2 separate regions of the Mus musculus genome follow, and region 1 is linked to region 2. The links are chromatin loops, found by intact Hi-C in ENCODE. Cell type or tissue: heart. All regions are shown on one strand.

Region 1 (5,000 bases), 380 kb before region 2:
AACAGAAAAAAAAAAAAAAAAAAAAAAAAAGAAAGAATGGGGCAAGCTCAGTCGGCAGAGCACTTGCTGCACAAGCTGAGCATCATCCTCAGCGCCCACCTTAAGGCCTGACAAGGTGGCGGCTGCATCTGTGCCCCCAGGCCTGGGAAGGCAGAGACAGGCTGGAGCTACTTAAAGCTCCGTGGAACTCGCTGGTAAGTTCCGGGTCCCAGTAAGAAACTCTGTCTCAAAAACTAAGATGGATGGCTGCTGAAGGCAGACATCTGAGGTTGACTTCTGGCCTCACAGAGACACACATGCACCACCACTGCCAAAGGACGGGGACGGACACACACCTTAAATTTTTCTTAAAAAGATTCCTTATGAAAACTCCCAAGAGCACTGATCATGACCTATTTGGTTAATTAATGTTTTTGCTGTACATAAGTAAACCATGAGATTAGATCTAAGGAGACCCACTTTATTGTGTGATCAAAATTTTTTCTTAGAGATTAAAAAAAAACAAACCTGAAATGGAGTCTACAAAGAAAAGGATGTTTTACAGAGAGAAAACTTTCCAGATTATCTGACTCTAGTCTGTCATTTATCCTGATTTTAGTTTTTCTTGACATTGAGCAATTTTAGTCTCTGAAGTTGCAGCTAATTGATAAGTCATATAAAATATGTCCACTAGTGAGACAGCTTCAAGAGTCTTAATGTATAAATGAGCTTATTTATATTATGCTTTTTAAAATTGTGGTAAAATATACATAGCACAAAACCTTATCATCTCAACCACCTTTAAATGTAAAGTCAGGGCAGCTAAAGTCAGGGACAGCAAGTGTACTGTGCGCCCATCGCTACCATCCACATCCACCTTACGGCAACTCTCCCCTCCCCTTGAATTCTCTTTCTACCCAATTATGACATCTTCTAGCTCCTTCATTATGAGGGCAGTACACGCTCTCACTCTCGTGTTCATCTCCTTTTGAGAGACATTTTCTCTCTTTCTGAAAACATAAAACTGTTTAATAGTTCCAAATGTAGAAAGGACCACATAAACCATCTAAAGAATGTTTTAGATGATTATTAGCCTGAGAGACCTTGAAACAAAATGACTTATTTTAAAACCAGGCCAAATTGATGACTAAGTATCTGCCCAATCTGACCCTTAGTTTAGTTTGAGAATTTAGATTTGAGATTGCTGTGTCATCTGTTTTGTTTTTGTTTTGTTTTTTTTAGAAGCCAGCAACTGGCTATTTTGTTAAGTTTTATAGTTTATAAATGACGGTAACTAACAAAATGTTTTAACACTCTTCCTTCCCCACCTCTTGCAGACCAAGTACACTGCTCCAAAAGCTCAATGGAGATTGGCTAAAACCTCTTCTCCCAGCACAAGGGTGACCTTGTGGTCCTGGGAGCAGCTGCTGTCAATGCCAGCTCATGCTTTTAAGGGTGACCACCCAGTGTTGGAGCAGCTGCAGCTCTGATCCCAGAGATCTTGCCCTAGCTAGGTATCCCTGAGACTGGAAGGGTCAGACAGGCTTAATAGAACCAGTGATTTCTGGCTTGTTAACTAATCTAATCAATAGGGGCCTTAAGCTCTCTGGCTCCATTTATATTCTACCAGTTCTTGGCCTGGGTTCCTCAAAGGCAAATCCGGATCCTCCAAATACACAGATAAGACTTGGAGGCACTCCACAGGTACCCGCTTGTGCGCTTGTGTTTGCAGATACGGGGTGGCAAACCAAAAAGGATGAAGACTCCTAGGCACCCTGTTTGTTCTTCACCGGGGTTAGACAGAAGTCTGGGCTAATGTGGAATTAATAGTTCTGTGTTACTAAACTTCCACGCCTGCGCCACCGAAGGAGCCCTGCCAGATAGAACTAGAACCCCATCCCCCACTCCAGGGACAAGCAGAAACATCCGCCGCCCGAGCAAGTCTCTGCGCGTCTTGGCAGCCTCCCTCCCCAGCCCTGCTCACCAGCTGTCCCTAGAGAAGGCGCGAAGGAACCAGACACCAGGAGCCAGGGAGGACCGCATCTTGAGGCGCCGGCACTCGAAGCTGAGACTATGGAGGGTGCAGAGCCGGCGCGCGTCCCGGCCAGCGGCGGCAGCGATTTAAATGCCCCGCCGACTGGCCCGCCCCAGGCAGGCCCATGGCCAGAGCCTCCGCCCCTTGAACATGACCGGCCTGCCCTCTAGGTCGCGCCGAGTGCAAGTCCTAGCTATCCCTCTGTGCTCACTAGCCACTGTTTTCTATGTACTGCCATCTGTTTTCTCGAACTTTCTCTCCTAGTCAGAAACCAGCAGTCTTGAGTTTCCTGGGGCTCCTCTTTCTTGTCTGGGCTTTTCCATTTCACTACCCACGAGGGGATGGGGAACTGAAAACAGCAGTCCTACAAGTCATCAACTCTGTGTGACGTTGGGTTTCCTGCAGTGCTACCTGTCTTGAGCAGTTCTGTGCCCTGACACAAAGCAAATCCGGTGCTCTGTGTAAGTGAACGCAGTGGGACCACCGCGCTGACTCATGATCTGCGGGCTCTCTTTGGGAGCCCTGGAAGTGTCTCAGGGAGGAAAATGATCCCCAAACCCACCTCTCAGGTTCTGGTTCTGCTTGCTCAGACGAATCTGAGTTCACTGAGTCTGCTGGAGCTTTCCTAAAGCTCCACTAGCCAGTAACTAACTATGTTGCCAATACTCCAATCTCCACTTTCCAGGCACGCAGCCAGGTGGCAGTGAAGAGCTACAAGGGTCTTCCGTGCTCATAAAAATGACTGCCTCTAGCTTAAAGATTCAGAGTAAATTTCCACCTATAAAAAGAAGCTGCGACGAGATTCTTGTGTACGAAACCAAGGGCAAAATACTGAGGGTGGAAAGGGAAAGTATTCGCCTCAAAAGTAAACTTTTTAATAGTACATAAAATAGGAATGGGTTTAGCCCTTACCCCACCCACTCCTAACTCTTAGGAGTGTCCAGTATTCAGAGCAAGGTCAAGGAGGTGCAGTAACAACTCCACCAAACAGTGGACTCAGGATAATGGGCTTGGCTTGTCAGCCCTGGTATCAAGCAGAAAAAGGGTAAGCAGAGTTATAAAACCCTTGGATAATACCAGCAGTTGGGAGTATGGGTCTAGTGCCAGAAATAAAGGCAACAAGTCAAGGGCAGGGGTAAAGGATTAGAGGAAGGAGAAGGCAATAGGCAGGAGGCACAAATGCCATGTCGTGTAAAATGCTGGAAACCAAGAGTATCATGTAGTACAATTCAGTGAAATCCCTAAGTACAGGGTCTAGGGAGATGGCTCAGTAAGAGCACTTCCTGTGCAAGCATGAGAACCGGAGTTTGAATCTCCAGCATGCACATAAAAAAGCAGGCATGGCTGCCCAGGCCACTGACCTCAGCACTAGGAGAGGAAGACAAGTAGAGCTTGAAAGCCTCACTGGCCAGCCAGCCAGCCCCCCAAACCGAGTGTCTGTTATTCAGTAAGAAACCCTGTTGTAAGACAATAATGGAGAATGACAGAAGACACTCAGGGTCCTATTCTGGCCATCATATGTGCATACACAGGCAAATGTACCAAATAAAATAGACATACATACACACACTAAATAAATAAACTCCACATCCCTTTTTTACCATTTAGTGAAGTGGGGCATACATGGGTATCAAAATAGGTAACATGACTTTAAGCTCTCATCTGCCCTGGGCACTTCAAACCCAGGTGGCAAACACTCCTGATTAAACAGAAGACACACAGAGTGAGCTGGCATCCTCAGAATGGCAGCTACTGATTTCTAGAGGACTAAGAGAAGGATCTGGTTGCCATACAAATGAACCAAGGAAGCTGCAGCCATGCGAGGTTATTCAGTAAGTAGACATCAGTGGAAGAATGGAGAGACTATTGCCAGCGCTTCTGTGGTGCTAGCTAGACTTCAGCAGTGGAAGACAGCTGTCTCTCCACTTGAAAGATAGTCACACTGTTTGTTTCACATGCTTTTCTAGAGGTGTGCTGGTATCTTCCATAGTTGCATCTGCTGAGTGCTGGAACTGTACGGTGCTCATAAGCTCTTACTCTAAGTGCTCTGAGGCTGTAAGAGTATGTATGCCCCATTATGTGCCAACAAGTACTAAGGAGCAGAGCTCAAACAGTCTTTGCTGCCTATGGATTCGAGCCATGACTCCCTGTCCAGGCATTAGGATGGCACATGGGGCATGTCTATCACTTGCTCCTGTAGGTGACCTGGATGCTCTCTGCTTCCTGCTGCTTGAGACTGACACAGAGGGATATTACAACCCAGGTAATCCTTCTCCCCACTAACAGCACCTCTCCACTCCTGTCTCATCTTCCTGTTGTATCTGACACCCCCACACAGCATGTTCTCAAACCCTGTGAGATGTGACCGGTGTTTGAAGAAATGAGGAAGGGAGGAGCCACTCAGTCAGCCACCAAAGGAGAAGATCCTAACTCCTGACCGGCAGCCCTCTAATTACTTGGTTCAGTATTAGGCACGTGGGATGAAGACACTCAATGGTATTAGCCATTTTAGCCACCAAGTATCAGTTTCAGCTGCTTCTGAGTTTCACTGATCACCCATGCGACTTTCTAGGCTTTCTGTTTAGCAATGAGTGTCTTCCTTGGTTTTATGGATGGGATAAAAGGCCTTGAATGCTCCTGAATATTAGCGACCAAATGCCAAAAGAAGTTACTAGGCTGAAGAACATAAAATATCAGCACACACACACACACACATAAGCATTACCTTAAAAATGCATTTCCCTTCTTCCATTTCTGTCTTATAAAGCAGACAATAGAAGAACTTTGTCTCAGGAGATGTGACCCAATGGGCAGGAAGTCAGGATATTGGAAGAAATATAATACTAGGATTTTTTCATTGAGAGATGGACACTAAAAGTACAAAACACTACTTAGAGTCAGGATCGATTCTTATTCTCAGTTTCCATAGCTACAAAACATGGACAGTAACACCTGCAGTATGAGGCAGATGTAAGAACTATAAGTT
Region 2 (5,000 bases):
TGCATAACTGTGCCTTTAGCAACTGTGTGTAAGAATGGGGACGGTCCCATGTTGAACAGGGTTGTGCATTTCCTTGGCTGACTCAGGCTGGCTCTGCTGCATTGTTAGACCTACTAACTAACTGATTGACCAAACTACCATGTTATCTCCATACCCTCCAGAATTGACCATATTTATATGTCCTTTGTTTGAAACAATTTTTCTTTCTTACACTTTCCTAGGTCTTTGCTTGGATCTAAGGGAACTACTTGTGATTATTCAGTATGGGTTAGGTGCCCTTTCCTCAGATAATCTTGTAATATCTTATGCTTTCGTTTTGTTTACATGTGAGTCATATAGGTGGCTATGTTTTTTTGGGGTCAGGTTTGTATTCCTAGTATGTAGTTGGTTAGCATCAATGATGGCTTACAACACAATATGAAAGAACACTGTCAGGAGAGGAAGCCCTGCATCTGGTTACAGGCTAGTCAGAAGGATTGTATGTTCATCCTTAGACAAAAGGAATAAATACATGGGCCAAGTTCAAAATTAAATTCATGAAATATCTAATGCTTAGACTTTCTAGCTGAGTGGTAGTTCTTGTCTTTTATGGAATAGGAAATTACACAATTAAGGTGTTAGGAAAAAAACGCCCAACCTTCAGTAGAATGGCCACTGTCATGGCTTAGGTATTACCCTGTGACCATTGCAGATACTTTCTATTCACTACCCTCTGTCTCTTGTACCTCATATATATATATATATATATAATTTTTTAACCATACTCCTCCTTAAGAAGGCTTCTGTGTATATGTGTTTGTGTGATGTATGCTTATGTGTAATTTTGTGTGTGTGGTATGTGCTTGTATGGTGTGTGTGTGTGTATATGTGTATTTATGTGGTCTGTGTCTGTATGCTGTGTGTTTGCGTGGTGTGCATTTGTGTATATACCACAGTGTGCATGTAGAAGTCAGAGGACAGGCACCCAGTCCTCATCTTCCTCCTTGTTTAAGACAGGGTTTCATTGCTTACCACTGCAAACACCAGGCAAGCGGGTCTACATGTTTCTGGGGGACTTTCTTGTGTGGGCTTCCCATTTTGTTACAGAAATGCTGGGATTACTGATGTGTGCCACCTATCCTGGCTTTATGTAGGTTGGGTGGATCTGAACTTGTCTTAATGCTTTTGTGGGAAATGTGTACTGACCCATCTCCCCGGCCACTGTGCCCTGTTTCCCAGAAAGGGTTTTTGTTGACTTTCTTCCACCTAGCATGGCTTAATGACTTACTTTCTTTTTTTACATGTACTTGTTGTTTGAAGGTGACTATGTAGTTCGTATGAAAAATATGCACTTGGATGCATATAACCATGGCATCTGGTCTTTTAAATTTGACAGTTTGCAGAAGCCTCTTACCCTTTAGCCTTAACTTTATCACCAACAAAAATATGCTAGTTACTTTTTATATTACCATATGTATTTATATAAGTATGTGGATTCAAAGGGAAACACCCAATATGACAACTCAAGATAGTGTGGTACAAGGTCTGGGACTGGAGTTACACATCTGGGATTCCTACTCTTTGAGCTGTGTAATTGTGAACAAACATCTTTCTTATTTTAAGTATTGCATGACTTAATCTATGTGAAAACATGCTGGGTGCTAGCATTTATTATTGTTGTAAGAAGTCAGGACATTTGCAGGGAGAGCTGTCTTGTTAGGAAAGATGACAGATGGTGTTTGAAGTAATGCAGCGGTGAGATCACAGTTAGAAATTCAGGACTGGAGCCCATGGAAGAGACCATGGCTGGTGGGGCACTCAAGAGTTACTGATAGACAGGTGGCTGGAAGCATGAGGGAAGGAAGATCTGGAGGCCGGGTTTAAAAGGGATCTTGGAGGAACAGATTGAAAACTTCACTAGTATTTGTAACATCTTTTGAATGTGACCAGTTTTGTGGGTTTTTTTTGTTTGGCAGTTACATATCTTCATTAGTCTTCGTATTTGTAAGAAGCACCATGGGAGGTTGAACCAAGCTTCTTCGCAGTACTTCAGATTAGGAAAAAAACACAAGCATTTCATTTGGGTGTGGAGTATGCTGGTGCCCCCACGTGGCCAGGGTGCAGCAGTGCCGTCTGGACAATTAAGGGAATTCTCAGTCAACTGCCATTTTGAGGAAAGGACTTTTTGACTTTGAGGGTCGATTGTAGTGGGTCTTTGTGTTGAACTTTAGGCTGTTTCTAGTGACTTTGTTGGTTCGTTCCTATTATGTCACTTGCTGGTGACTCGGGTTCCACTTGCAGTCCTTGCATTGAAAGAAGATGGATTACTCATTAGATCTCTCTCTCTCTCTCTCTCTCTCTCTCTCTCTCTCTCTGTGTGTGTGTGTGTGTGTGTTGGTGCAGGTGCATGCACTTATATGTAGAAGACCATAGGACAACTTTGGGTATGGTTGGTCATGTGCTATCCATCATTTTTTGAGATCAAGTCACTCATTAGCCTGGAATGTGGTCTCTGTTTCCACAGTGCTGGGATGTGATTTCTGGTGATCAGACTTTCCATGCAAGCCCTGTATTGGCTGAGCTGTCTCCTCAGCCTTATTCTTTTAGTTTTTATGAGATTCTGGTGTGAAGCACAGTTTGTCATTTCCTATGTTAAGACAGATTTGCATGCTGAATCTTAACAAGAGAACTGGAATGTTCCTTTAATTCTGTGCCATAGTCAAGGCTGTGGCTTGTCACTGTTTCAGCTTTCTGTTTTCCTAATGTCACACTCGTCACTCACGAAGCAGAAAACATCTTTAAAGTTTCTTCTGGCCATGTGATGATATGAGGCTTTTTTTTTCTTCTGGGCAGCAGGATGAGTAAGACTGGATAGAACAGTCTGTGTAGCTTCCCTGATGGGGTCAGACGTTTTGAAAGAGTGTCAAACGACAATTTGGATGCTGGCCAGACTGTGGTCTGATTTACTGTTAGATCGTGTTTGTAAGAGAGACAGAAAGTAGGTGGATGTCTTCCATTGGCTGGAACTAGGACTGGGAAGAAGGTGCTGTCTAAATCAAAGAACAGTGTGCTCGTAGGAACCAAAAAACTAAGAAAGTAAGAAATAGCAGGAAATACTGTGTCACAGTAGTTGTAAGGTTTTTTTTTTCTTCTTTTTTCATTTGATCTTTTATTATGGTATACTAGTTATATATAATGATAGGTTTCATCAGGATATTTTCTTCATGTACATAAGCAATTTGGTCACATTCACCCCATTACTCTCTCTTGTCCCCTCTCCCTCTTGCTAATCCTGCTTCTCTTTCCAGGTAGCTCCTCTTCATGTCATGTGTGTGTATGAGTGTGTATGTGTGTGAGTGTATACTTGTGTGTCTGTCCATGTCCCAATGCGGTATCATGGGTGCAGGTTTGCTTATCGGAGCTTGGGTACCTTACCAGTAGCTACATCACTGGAGGAAATGTCTCTCCTTATCAACTGTTAACTACATATAAATCCTCAGTGGAGGAGCAGGGGTGGGGGTAGGAGTCCATGAGCCCCTCCCACTTTCATGATATTGTTGACAAGCCCAGTCTTTTACAGCTTTTATGCAGGTAATCACAGACATAATGAGTTGTGAGTTCCAGTATAACTCACATATAATGTAAGGGTATATGTATCCTTAGATACACACATAGAGTGTATCATCTTAGAATTCTTCCTAACCTGCTTCAGTATCCACATGGCTTGCTCTCTCTTGTTTATTTTGTTCATTGGCTATATCTCTCCTCTGGAATGTGATCTTGTAAAATTTTTGCCTTTTTTTTTTTTTTGTCTGTGTTAGAATCAGAAGTTAGTGGTCCATTCCTCTAAAGGTATACCCTTCCTTTGACTTTTACATTCTTCTCTGCTTCTTCCTCAATGCTCCCTGACCTTTGGAGGGATTCATACAGTCATTGAATTTATGCTTGGCATTCAATAGCCATTTGTTCTCAGTACTTTGACTAGGTCAAGAATCTTCCAGGAGCCTCTGTTCTTTGCAGGCTAAGGGGCATATCAACTTTCAGCATGAAGTAGTTAGTCTTACTGCTCACTGTCTAGAGTCTAGCACTTACCCTCACTGCTCCTTCACTAGCCAAGACTCCCATTGACTTAGTGTCTCTTATCAGAGCCTTCCAAACCCTCCTTGCTTCTACCTTGACTCTTTAGGACATTCTCAGAGTATCAGTCAAGGTTCCAGGGTCCCCCCTCTCCCATTTGAGTGGCAGCTGATGCTAACAAGGCCAAGTATGCTTTGCTCCCATCACCTCCTGACCTTACTTCTCAATGCTCTCTACCTATTCCATTTGACTCATACTGGCCGCCTAATTTTTTTTCCTTACATACACTAGGCGTACTCTGACTTTAAGTTCTTTAATTCTTTTTTTCCTGCCTGCAAAGTGTTTATTTTCTATTGCTACATAGTACTATATTTAGCAGCTTAAAACCATCCAACATATATTTATTTATTATCTCGCAATTCCCATGAGTGTGATGTGAGCTGGGACACAGATGGCTTAGCTACAGCCTCTGCTTGTGGTTACAGAAATGGTGTCTGGCAGAGCTTGAGTCTCCTCTGAGACTTGGGGTTCTTGTTTAACTCCCATCATTGTTGGCAAAGTTAATTTTCTTGAAGCTGCAATAGGACTTATGGCAGTCAGATTTCTGAAGGGCAGCAGGGCCACTCCATGGCACCAGACCTTGTCTGAAAGGCATCCCTGACTTGGTCAGGCTCACCAAGCTTCCCTCCTTTTTGGTGATCTTGAAGCCAACTGGTTAGCAACATTACATCTGCAAAGGCATTCTTTGCCGTGTTACAGGATGTAATCATAGGAGTAACATCCCATTACCATAGTCTGTTAGTGAGAAGCAAGCTTCAGGTCCCCATCACAAAGGATGTAATATCATATAAGGATATAAGGGTCATATAAAGGTCAGAGTGTATCATCTTAAAATTCTTCCTAACATGCTTCAATAGCCACGTAGCTTACTCTCTCTCTTTGTT

The links. Peaks named below come from ENCODE experiments on the same cell type or tissue, not always from the same donor. Only the 100,000 strongest peaks of a DNase experiment are listed, where the experiment ranks them.
Region 1: a loop joins it to region 2, with 2.0 times the contacts of the local background. A loop is called at or near these places in 2 of 42 quality-filtered maps.

Annotation. Positions count from the first base shown.
Region 1 is chr9:37,253,336-37,258,335 of GRCm38, forward strand. Slc37a2 (solute carrier family 37 (glycerol-3-phosphate transporter), member 2) reads right to left here and starts at 2,403. Exons shown (of 19, transcript NM_001145960.1): 1 at 1,964-2,403. The coding sequence starts at 2,022. It also overlaps the pseudogene Gm10177. In heart, a CTCF peak has its summit at 2,712; a DNase peak (open chromatin) is centred at 2,016; H3K4me3 peaks cover 1,488 bases; H3K27ac peaks cover 949 bases; H3K27me3 peaks cover 623 bases.
Region 2 is chr9:37,634,437-37,639,436 of GRCm38, forward strand. The region is part of intron 7 of Siae (sialic acid acetylesterase); the gene reads left to right. Among named protein-coding and RNA genes, the nearest start is that of Tbrg1, 20 kb to the right of the region's middle. In heart, a CTCF peak has its summit at 2,090 (motif pointing left); no DNase peak of the experiment used is centred here.